Regions from separate parts of the Homo sapiens genome. Here regions 2 and 3 are each linked to region 1. Evidence: chromatin contacts called from ENCODE Hi-C data. All regions are on one chromosome and are shown on one strand. The core of a region is the stretch at or near the end of the contact, and the rest is flanking DNA. Distances in the headings are between cores, read along the strand shown.

The links. A loop is a pair of places that touch in the nucleus more often than their neighbours do. Pooled maps may share reads with other maps.
Region 2: a loop to region 1 is called in a pooled map, with 13 times the contacts of the local background. The contact joins the promoter of PLAA here to the promoter of CDKN2B-AS1 in region 1. A Hi-C loop is called at or near these places in 1 of 168 maps with a recorded cell type or tissue (B cell), 2 of 37 single-sample maps with no recorded cell type and 9 of 50 pooled maps.
Region 3: a loop to region 1 is called in a pooled map, with 12 times the contacts of the local background. The contact joins the promoter of CAAP1 here to the promoter of CDKN2B-AS1 in region 1. A Hi-C loop is called at or near these places in 2 of 37 single-sample maps with no recorded cell type and 6 of 50 pooled maps.

The regions. Positions count from the first base shown.
Region 1 is chr9:21,992,514-21,996,040 of GRCh38, reverse strand. It overlaps CDKN2B-AS1 (CDKN2B and CDKN2A antisense cis and trans regulatory RNA 1), which reads right to left and starts at 1,250. Exons shown (of 19, transcript NR_003529.4): 1 at 880-1,250. It overlaps LOC124902130 (a long non-coding RNA gene), which reads left to right and starts at 2,013. Exons shown (of 2, transcript XR_007061436.1): 1 at 2,013-2,155. It also overlaps a transcript of CDKN2A not described here. RefSeq lists silencers at 797-996, 1,317-1,576.
Region 2 is chr9:26,945,266-26,948,792 of GRCh38, reverse strand. It overlaps PLAA (phospholipase A2 activating protein), which reads left to right and starts at 1,551. Exons shown (of 14, transcript NM_001031689.3): 1 at 1,551-1,896. The coding sequence starts at 1,748. It also overlaps a transcript of IFT74 not described here. RefSeq lists enhancers at 1,228-1,537, 1,127-1,800, 1,798-2,057, 1,801-2,476.
Region 3 is chr9:26,891,088-26,894,614 of GRCh38, reverse strand. It overlaps CAAP1 (caspase activity and apoptosis inhibitor 1), which reads left to right and starts at 1,813. Exons shown (of 6, transcript NM_024828.4): 1 at 1,813-2,202. The coding sequence starts at 1,900. RefSeq lists enhancers at 1,584-1,653, 1,255-1,834, 1,784-2,003, 2,084-2,263, 1,835-2,414.

The sequences.
Region 1 (3,527 bases), core at 1-2,500:
CCACTTCTTCAACTAGGCCACTAGGCCCAAGCGCATGAACAGGAAGCCACTGAGAAGCGGGCCACATTTCCAGGTTCCCGGAGCTGGGCCTAGTCCCGAATCCTCTGGCACACACCCACCCACTCAGGCCGCGGGTCCAGCCCGCGAGGTTTAGGACGGATCCAGGCAGACCGCAGGCTCCGGGTCGGGGCACCGGGTCAGCGCGCCGGCCTGAAGGCGGCGTCCTGGGCTCGACTTCCCGCGCGCGGAGAGCCGGCGAGCCCGCGTCCGAGTTCCTGGACGAGAGCCGAGCCTCGCTTAGACCGCGCTCAGGACCCGGCTCCTCCGCATTCTCCGGCTGCCCCTGTGTCCTCGACTCACCCCTCCTTTCTGCCGCTCCTTCCTTTCCTTGCCCTGCTTTTACTGTTCCCAAACAGGACCGCTTTTCCTGTCTCCCAGCTGGAAAGGAGGAAGGGAGAGAGTCCAGAAAGGATCGGTGATGTGGAAGAAAAGGGGAGGAGGGGACATGGAGGGGGAGACCGGAGAGAGAACGTACGCCGAGGAGTCAGGCGGCGGGATCAAGGGGAGTCGGGGTGTCTGGGCGCGGGGCAGAGCGTGGAGGCGGCAGCGGCCAACGGTCGCCAAGACAACCATTCTACGCGAGGACGCGGCGACAGGAGGGGAGCGGCCAGCAGGGGAGGGGAGCGCGGGGGAAGAGGAAAGAGGAAGAAGCGCTCAGATGCTCCGCGGCTGTCGTGAAGGTTAAAACCGAAAATAAAAATGGGCTAGACACAAAGGACTCGGTGCTTGTCCCAGCCAGGCGCCCTCGGCGACGCGGGCAGCTGGGAGGGGAATGGGCGCCCGGACCCAGCTGGGACCCCCGGGTGCGACTCCACCTACCTAGTCCGGCGCCAGGCCGGGTCGACAGCTCCGGCAGCGCCAGCGCCGCGCCGTGTCCAGATGTCGCGTCAGAGGCGTGCAGCGGTTTAGTTTAATTTCGCTTGTTTTCCAAATCTAGAAGAGGAGCGGAGCGGCTTTTAGTTCAAAACTGACATTCAGCCTCCTGATTGGCGGATAGAGCAATGAGATGACCTCGCTTTCCTTTCTTCCTTTTTCATTTTTAAATAATCTAGTTTGAAGAATGGAAGACTTTCGACGAGGGGAGCCAGGAATAAAATAAGGGGAATAGGGGAGCGGGGACGCGAGCAGCACCAGAATCCGCGGGAGCGCGGCTGTTCCTGGTAGGGCCGTGTCAGGTGACGGATGTAGCTAGGGGGCGAGCTGCCTGGAGTTGCGTTCCAGGCGTCCGGCCCCTGGGCCGTCACCGCGGGGCGCCCGCGCTGAGGGTGGGAAGATGGTGGTGGGGGTGGGGGCGCACACAGGGCGGGAAAGTGGCGGTAGGCGGGAGGGAGAGGAACGCGGGCCCTGAGCCGCCCGCGCGCGCGCCTCCCTACGGGCGCCTCCGGCAGCCCTTCCCGCGTGCGCAGGGCTCAGAGCCGTTCCGAGATCTTGGAGGTCCGGGTGGGAGTGGGGGTGGGGTGGGGGTGGGGGTGAAGGTGGGGGGCGGGCGCGCTCAGGGAAGGCGGGTGCGCGCCTGCGGGGCGGAGATGGGCAGGGGGCGGTGCGTGGGTCCCAGTCTGCAGTTAAGGGGGCAGGAGTGGCGCTGCTCACCTCTGGTGCCAAAGGGCGGCGCAGCGGCTGCCGAGCTCGGCCCTGGAGGCGGCGAGAACATGGTGCGCAGGTTCTTGGTGACCCTCCGGATTCGGCGCGCGTGCGGCCCGCCGCGAGTGAGGGTTTTCGTGGTTCACATCCCGCGGCTCACGGGGGAGTGGGCAGCGCCAGGGGCGCCCGCCGCTGTGGCCCTCGTGCTGATGCTACTGAGGAGCCAGCGTCTAGGGCAGCAGCCGCTTCCTAGAAGACCAGGTAGGAAAGGCCCTCGAAAAGTCCGGGGCGCATTCGGCACTTGTTTTGTTTGGTGTGATTTCGTAAACAGATAATTCGTCTCTAGCCCAGGCTAGGAGGAGGAGGAGATAACCGCCGGTGGAGGCTTCCCCATTCGGGTTACAACGACTTAGACATGTGGTTCTCGCAGTACCATTGAACCTGGACCTCCCTTCACACAGCCCCTCAATCGTGGGAAACTGAGGCGAACAGAGCTTCTAAACCCACCTCAGAAGTCAGTGAGTCCCGAATATCCTGGGTGGGAATGACTAAGACACACACACACACACACACACACACACACACACACACACACACACAGTAGGAAAGGTGTATTTCAAGCACACTTTCTTTCTCCTTGGGGAGAATTATTGCTAACCATCTAAGTTTTCTGGAGGCGGCCTTTTTTCTCCCCAGCCTCCCGGCGGGGTCACCCTCTCCCACCTTCCAGGAGAGTGGAGGACCCGTGAGATACGGGGCACGCAGGCAGCGACTTCCTGAAATGCTAACAAGGATCGTAGGATCAGTTACTGCTGCGAGGAGCAAGCACTTGCTTCTTGGGGGAGTTTTGCAGCCAACAGGGAAATGGGCTTTCTTTGTGAGTTAGAGGTAGAGGTCCGGCGGCCTGAGTGATTGAAACTGCTCGGGACAATGCTCGTATGTTTAGCAAACGACAGAACTGTAGAACTGTTCCTGAGAAATCCCAACTGATAGTATTTTAGTCATCTCAGACGACAGTTAGCACAGTTTAAAAATGAGGCCTACTTCTTGAAAAACAGAATCCAAGGTAGTTTTGTCCTCACATTGACAAATGTTGACACAGCCAGTGTAATTTCCTATAACCAGGAAAACTGAAAGAATATATGTACAGTTAAAATATGTACAATGCTAATTAAAACTTGTGTAATAAGTCTAAAAGTAATTTAATGAGGCTTCACTTTTATGACCGTCCTTGTGGTATGCTTCGCCAGGAATATATAGCTTCAAAAAGCAAAGGCCAGCGGAGGGGTAATTATTTTTTTACTGCAATGTTAATTGTCTCTTTGACATGGAAATATAAACCTGTTAAAACTATCAGTGTTTAATTTAGTGTCTCAATTTCTATTAGCAAAAATTTATAATCTATAGGATAAATGCACATTTTATTTTTTACTTTTCATATTATGCAAGTTAATTTTTTTAATTTAGTCAAAGGAGCTTATAAAGGATTTCAGGGCCTGTTGCTGGATTTGATTTTAATTCATTTTGAAACATTGACAAGACCCTGGTTGTTGTTTTTTTTAACAGTGGTTTATCCGTATCAGCAAAAGTTTAGCCACTGTGACCGGTAACTGTATGAATATAGTTCTTAATATTATTGTCTATATAAAAATATTTATTACTCTAGTTAATATTATTCTATATAAAATCATTTTGTTTAAATTATTAAGTTGCCTCTGAAAATCTGTAGTAACAAAGTAGAACATGTCAATGTATATAAATGCCATAATTATGTATTTTTTAGTTTAGGCCTATAAAACATAACATTGTGGTGATTTTAAGTTAGAGAAAATATTTTATAGTATGTTAATGTATATGCATGAAATGCAAAAATATTTAAATGATAG
Region 2 (3,527 bases), core at 302-2,801, 5.0 Mb before region 1:
TGTAATGCTGTACTATAAGAATGGAAAGCCGGCCAGGCGTGGTGGCTCACGCTTATAATCCAGCACTTTGGAAGGCAGAGGAGGGCAGATTATGAGGTCAAGAGATTGAGACTATCCTGGCCAACATGGTGAAACTCGTTTCTACTAAAAACACAAAATTTAGCTGGGCATGGTGGCGCGCTCCTGTAGTCCCAGCTACTCGGGAGGCTGAGGCAGGAATCGCTTGAACCCGGGAGGCGAGGGTTGCAGTGAGCCGAGATCGCGCCACTGCACTCAGCCTGGCAGCAGAGCGACACTCCGTCTCAAAAAAAAAAAAAAAAAAAAAAAAAAAAAAAAAAAAAAAATAATGGAAAGCCATCACAGGTTGTCAAACAGAGAAAAAACAATTAAGTGTATATTTCAGAAAGATAATTATATTTTAATGTGTAGGATTGGCTGGAGAGAAGGGGTAGAAAGGCCAGAGAAATGTTGAAATAATTTAAGTAGGACTAATTGGTACAGATTTCTAACAGATAGCTAGAAATACAGATCTAGAGTTTGGAGAAGACAATATGGGAATACAGCTCTAGAAATAAGCCAAGTAGTAAATAATCCACCCAGGGAGGGGATATGATAGCAAAGAAGTATCAAAAGTCAGCATTTCAAGAATGATCTCCCAAACCAGGGGAAAAGTGATTCCAAACCTAGAGTAGGAGTTTTAGGAAGGGAGAAGTCAGAAAAGTGTGAATTGGGCTTAGCAATTTAGAAAGGTTTGTGGAAAAGTGTAGTTGGATGCGAGAGAATAGCGGATGGGAAGAAAACAAAGTAAGGAGACAGGTCATGTTTACCCTGGCACTCAATAAGGTCTGATAATGACTAGCAAGTAGCACCACGGGTGGGTGGGCGGCGGGGTTGTTAAAAATACGTATCTCAGCTCTAACTCAGACCTACTGAATCAGAATCTACATTTTAACAAGCCGCCAGAGAAAAGTAGTTATACCTTTAAAAAATTGACTTGGACCACCGTATTTGCTAAATTTGACAACAGAGAGTAGGAGATTCAGATAACTTGAAACGGAGGAATAGTTCAATGATTAATAGTTCCCAATTTGGCCTCAAGCTTTCTCGTTTTAATTGAAAAACAAGGTTAACTTGCAAAAACCTCGAGATTCTCAGGGAAAAGCAGTGAGGATGACCTAACAGTAGACACCAAACAACCTCACTCAGCCATTCCGCCATGCCCAGCGCGAAAGACTCAGGTTTAAAATATCCGGATTCGGCGCGCCGGATGTCCACGCCAGCTGGCGCGGCATTATGGGAATTGTAGTCCCGGCCCGCTTCCCGATTTACCACAAACTGTTGGGCCCGGAGTCGGAAGAGACCCGGGTTTGGGAAGGACCCCAGGGTCAGGCGTCCTGGTGGAAGGGCGGGCCTCTTTCTCTCTTGCTCAGCAGGGAGTCCAGAGCCCTGGAGGAAAGCCAGCTCAGCTCCGCATCGGCGTCGGCGGTTGGGACGCACACACTCTGCGTCATGGAGGGCTGAGGCCGATGATGAATTCCGGAGTGCCTGTCAGGCTTGCTGTGTCACTCGGCCCGCTCGGCGCGCCCCTTCCCAGCCGCCCTTCCGTACCGGCTCTCGGGCTCTTCCGGTCTCCGGCCGCCCCTTACCTGCAGGCTCTTCTCCCGCCGCGGCCCGGCGCTCTCCGAGTCGCCCCTGCGGACTGGTCTCGCACAGTGCCTGGGCACCGGGCGCCAGACAGACACTGGCCATGACGAGCGGCGCAACCAGGTACCGGCTGAGCTGCTCGCTCCGGGGCCACGAGCTGGACGTACGGGGCCTGGTGTGCTGCGCCTATCCGCCGGGAGCCTTTGTGTCCGTGTCCCGAGACCGCACCACCCGCCTCTGGGCCCCAGACAGGTGAGCGCTGGGAGTCGGGTTGCCCCGGCTGTGTTGCACGCTTCCCGGAGAGTGGAAGGAGAGTGACCCTTCCCTGTCAGTCCTGCCGTCTCTCTCTCCCCCCAGCCTTCCCTCTGCTCTCCGCTCCCTTCCAATTCTCAGACTATTAGAACTCTGTAAGAAACCATCGGGATTTAAGTGGAAAGAGCACAGGGTTGGGGGACCAAAGACCTGCCTTGTTGTGCTAACTTGACCACAGACGAGTCTCCTACCTTTTGGGCCTTCAGTTTTTGGACGATGATCTCCCAAGTTTCTTTTAGACTTGAAAATTTACTGATTGCAGTTGCACCCTCCGAAGTGAGGTAGTTTGAAGGCATCTGAAATGTCCTCTTTTTTTTTTTTTTTCGAAGAAGATGCTCTGTAGTCTTCTGTAAAATTTAATTTTTGAAGACTTTAGTTCTCAAAAATTGCACTGGTGAATCCTCTTTTCGTCCAGGTTAGAATTTTAGTCTGTGGTCTGTGCTGGTCCTGAGGGAGTGAAACCTCTCGGATGTTTTGTTTCTGTGCATGTGCTGTTTCTTGAGGAGAAGCAGCATCCATTGCCTTCAAAGGATTTATCAGAAGGGTTCACGAACCAAAAAAAAAAAGAAGAAAAAGGTTAGGAATCAGTCCTGATCGAGTTCACGGGTTCAGCCCTGATTTGGCTGGTTGTAACAGGATATTTAAGACCTAGAAGACAGATTGCAGTTCAGAGAAAGAAAAATTGAGGTTAGTTATTTTGTTATTTAGTAGGTCTCCCACTGCTAGAGATTTTAGAATTTGAGTCACCATCCATAAATTCAGTTGATAACTGTTGAGTGCCTCCTCTTTGTTTGGGATACTGGAGAGGAATAAAGACAGACAAGTTGCCAGTGTTTCTGGAGCTTTCTTACAGTCTGATGGGGAAGATAGATTAAAAAACAAGCCAATAAATAATTAAAAACTGGCATGTGAAGAAAACATACAGTTAATTAGGTGGAGAGATATATTAAAGGAAGCCTCTCTGAGGAGTTGTTTGTTTAAAGTTGACATTTGAAGCATGAGATGGATGGAGCTGGTCGTGGAAGAGCAAATAGGGAGGATTGAATTGGAAGAGCATTCCAGGCAGCTGGAGGAGCAAACAGGAGGGAATTAGCTGTGAGGTGAGGGCAGGTTTTGAGGCTGGCAAGAGCCAGGTTATGGAGTTTGCAGATGGAAGCCTTCAAATAGTTTCAAGCAGGGAGCAACATGATCTGATTTCCGTGTTGAGAAGTTTCTGCTAGCTGATGGTAGAGAATAGATTGAGAAGGGATAAGTGTAGAAGTGGGTTTGCTTGGAGGCTTTTGAAGTAGTATAATCAACACAAGATGGTCCACTAGGCTAGGGATAGTATAGAGCAAATTCCTGTATTGAATTGAATGAGATGATCTCTAAAGATCTAACTCTAAAATTCTATAATATCCAAAACTACTTAGTAATACTAATATGGAACTTTTTGTTTGAGTACAGTTATTAAGTTTTTGCCTTTAAAATTGAATCCAGTAGAAGCATAAGCCCAGTAGAATATAACCATTGCAGTAAGGAGTATAATCAAGGATGCCTGTTTTAATAATGGAATCCTGTCATTAAACTTT
Region 3 (3,527 bases), core at 564-3,063, 4.9 Mb before region 1:
AAAGTGGCCCTCCCACCCTAGCCTTTTAATATGCGAATGTAGGGTGCCACAATGTTCTACACATGTGGGGATATGTGGGGATGGCCATGTTGCTAGGCACATGTGGGGACAAGAAGAAGAGGGGAATCGCCATACTGAGTAAACCCAGTTTCTAACGGCCTGCATTTGCATATCATAGCTTGCCAGCCCAGCTTTTTTGCTAGACAAGAAACATTTCTGGAGCTGCTTTAAAAGAAAAAAAACTTCCCAAAGACCCCTTTACCTCTCTATCTGCCTAAAATAATTTCTTAACTTCTGTAACACCATTGGAGTACAGAATCTGGTAAATATCTCAAAATGGAAAACTTGAGATTTCTTAACCGAGTCAAAGATATCTATAAAGCAATAAGCAGCTATAAGGAAGTGGGCTATAGGAAAAGTTGGTTAACGTTTAGCTATGCTTCTACTAAAAGCTTATCTTTTGTCACAAATCCAGCAATTTGGCAGGGCACGATGGCTCACGCCTGTAATCCCAGCACTTTGGGAGGCTGAGGCGGGTGGATCACCTGAGGTCGGGAGTTCGAGACCAGCCTGACCAACATGGAGAAACCCCTTGTCTACTAAAAATACAAAATTAGCCCTGCATGGTGGCGCATGCCTGTAGTCCCAGCTACTCAGGAGGCTGAGGCAGGAGAAATGCTTGAACCCGGGAGGCGGAGGTTGCAGTGAGCCGAGATTGTGCCATTGCACTCCAGCCTGGGCAACGAGAGTGAAACTCCGTCTCAAAAAAAAAAAAAAGAAAAAAGAAAAAATCTAGCAATTTAGTTTTATTAAAATTATGATGGTTTCAGGGACACAATTCATAACAGGTTTATAAATGTAACATGTTATTAATTTTATGTGTTTTTCCTATCTGTGAACACAACACTCTCAATCCTTTCAGGTATGACTCCAATGAGTGTGATACTTAACGGAACTCCTGGGAACACAGTGGGCTCAGCCCCAGGATTTACCTTACAAGGCCAATTTAAGAGTGGGGCCTGGGGGAAGACAGTTTTCCTAGGGCTGGAAGTGTCCCTATTTATTAACCCTAGGCTGGTTTTAGGCATTTAAGTAGTTGTTGAATGACTGAGACAAATAGGAGACAAAGAGAAGGGAAGCTTCTTTAATTGCTTCTTACCCCAGGGAAAGGCACAGAATTACTACCACCCAGCTAGCTTTGCCCCAGGCTCTACCTTTTTCCCTCAGTGGCTAAAGGCCCCTGCTGAAACGACAAAGACCTTGGTTCACGTTTTAAGTGTTCTAGCTCCCTTGTCTTAAAATCTGCCTTCTATTTAGATTACATCCACCCATAAAATCTCATAAAGCTTTGACCCATTCTCAATTTTCAAAAACGAACTCAAGCTCTACTTGTCCATGTCAGACTCTACGCAAGAAATACCTAATTTGCCCAGGTGATGAGGAAAATGAGATGGAACAACTTTTCCCTATTCTCTTTATTGTCATAGCGTTGTTAATATCTTAAGATTTGGAGGTAAACGGAAATGGAGAATCAGCAACTATACTTCAACCTTATTGTAAACAGACAAAACACTAACAATAAAAAGTTTTGAAGTTAAAAGGACGTAAGTTCCACCTTCTATCCTTTGTAGAGATATAAAAACAAAACAAAACAAACTCTGACTAGACAGGCTACCCGCTACACACTCAAATCGACCTCCGCGACCGGAGGGGGAAGCGCAACTGGTTATGGCAACCCCCCTGCCACCCCGGCCCATAACGCTTCACCACGTTCTGTGCCACGGCCGGAAGTGACGCATAACCTGCGACGCCAGTGCCTGCCGCCCACGGCCGCAGGAGTCGGGCTTCGGTCGCACCAGAGACAGCGGACTTTCCTCCGATGGTTGCAGCAGAGGGATCATGACGGGGAAAAAGTCCTCCCGGGAGAAACGGCGCAAACGTAGCAGTCAGGAGGCGGCCGCAGCGCTCGCGGCCCCGGACATCGTACCCGCGTTGGCCAGCGGCAGCAGTGGAAGCACTAGCGGCTGCGGGAGCGCCGGGGGCTGCGGGAGCGTCAGCTGCTGTGGGAACGCCAATTTTAGTGGAAGTGTCACCGGCGGTGGGAGCGGCGGCAGCTGTTGGGGCGGGAGCAGCGTGGAGCGCAGCGAGCGCCGGAAGCGGAGGAGTACCGACTCTTCCAGCGTCTCGGGCTCCTTGCAGCAGGTGCGTGCGCGCCCCTCTGGCCGCTTCCTGGAGCTGCTGCTTTTTCGGAAGAAGTCGGGCTTCCAGAGGGATGGGGCGCAGGCTGGAGCTCACTGCTAGCGCGGCAATCTCAAGGTCGTCCGTCCTTGAGGTTCATGTTCCTACCTAAGTCCTGGTGAGCCCCACACTCCCATCCGTGTCTTGAATCTTGAACTTCAAGTTTCTGGATTTCCTGATCACTTTTTTTTTAATTTATTTTTTAAACTCTTGGCTCCTTCCACTCCTATGGTTTCACTCTGCCGGAAGAATACGAGTTGGAAGCTAGCCTTCATTTCCCTTGCGAGCCAAACACTTCTCCCTTCGTCTTCACCTTTTCGTAGATATGGTTAACTCCGCATTAGAGATAAGAAAATTGAGGCCCAAAGAAGTTAAACTTTACCCACGGTCACAGAGTTTGTTAATAGCTCCTAGGTTTGAATCCAAATATCTGACTACAAAAGCCATGTTCTTTATACGCCACCAGTCTGCCAAGAGAACGCCGTTTTAAAAAAGTTCATAATTTGTTTGAAAACAAATGAATGAATAGGTACTTTAAATTCATTCAATGAGGAAATAAAGGGAAAGCGTCAAGTCCCTTTTCTTGCCCCTCCATTAGTATTTTGATACGCGGCCTCTTTTAATCACTCCTCGTGAGATACGTGTTTTTAAGTTCCTACACTTAAGCTGTATTGTGTTATTCCCGCTGTTGAATACCTGCATTGTTGTGATAGGCTTCTTTATATACGTGGTTTGTTATTTTTACTGACTGCCTGGTATTGTATTATATTTTTCTGATATTTGGGTGTGCAGGTTTTTTTGTATTGTTGTGACTACAATACAAACACCTTTATGTATATATCTCCTACAAGAGTTATGTTGGGAGAGAGTGTGAGAACTGAAATTCCTGGGTCAAAGTTTATGCTATTAAAAACTTATGAATGCCACCAAATGCTTTCCAAATGAGACTTTACAGATTTATAGTCCAAACAGTATATATATAAGAATACCTATTTCTGAGATTCTTAACTAGCTTTTGATGACATTTTGATGGCATTTTTTAAAAAAATTGCCAGACTAGTGGGTCAAATTAATAGTTTGTTTTAATTTTTATTTTCCTTATTAGTGAGATTGAACATTTTAATATTTTTATTTGCCATTTGATTTCTTCTTATGTAATTTTCTGTACATATCCTCTGCTCATTATTCTCTTTGGTAGAGTAGAAACAGTTTATGTAGAGATTTTATCAGGTGGTTTTCTGGCATTCTGTTGAGATGATCACATACTTTTTCTCCTTTAGTCAGATAAT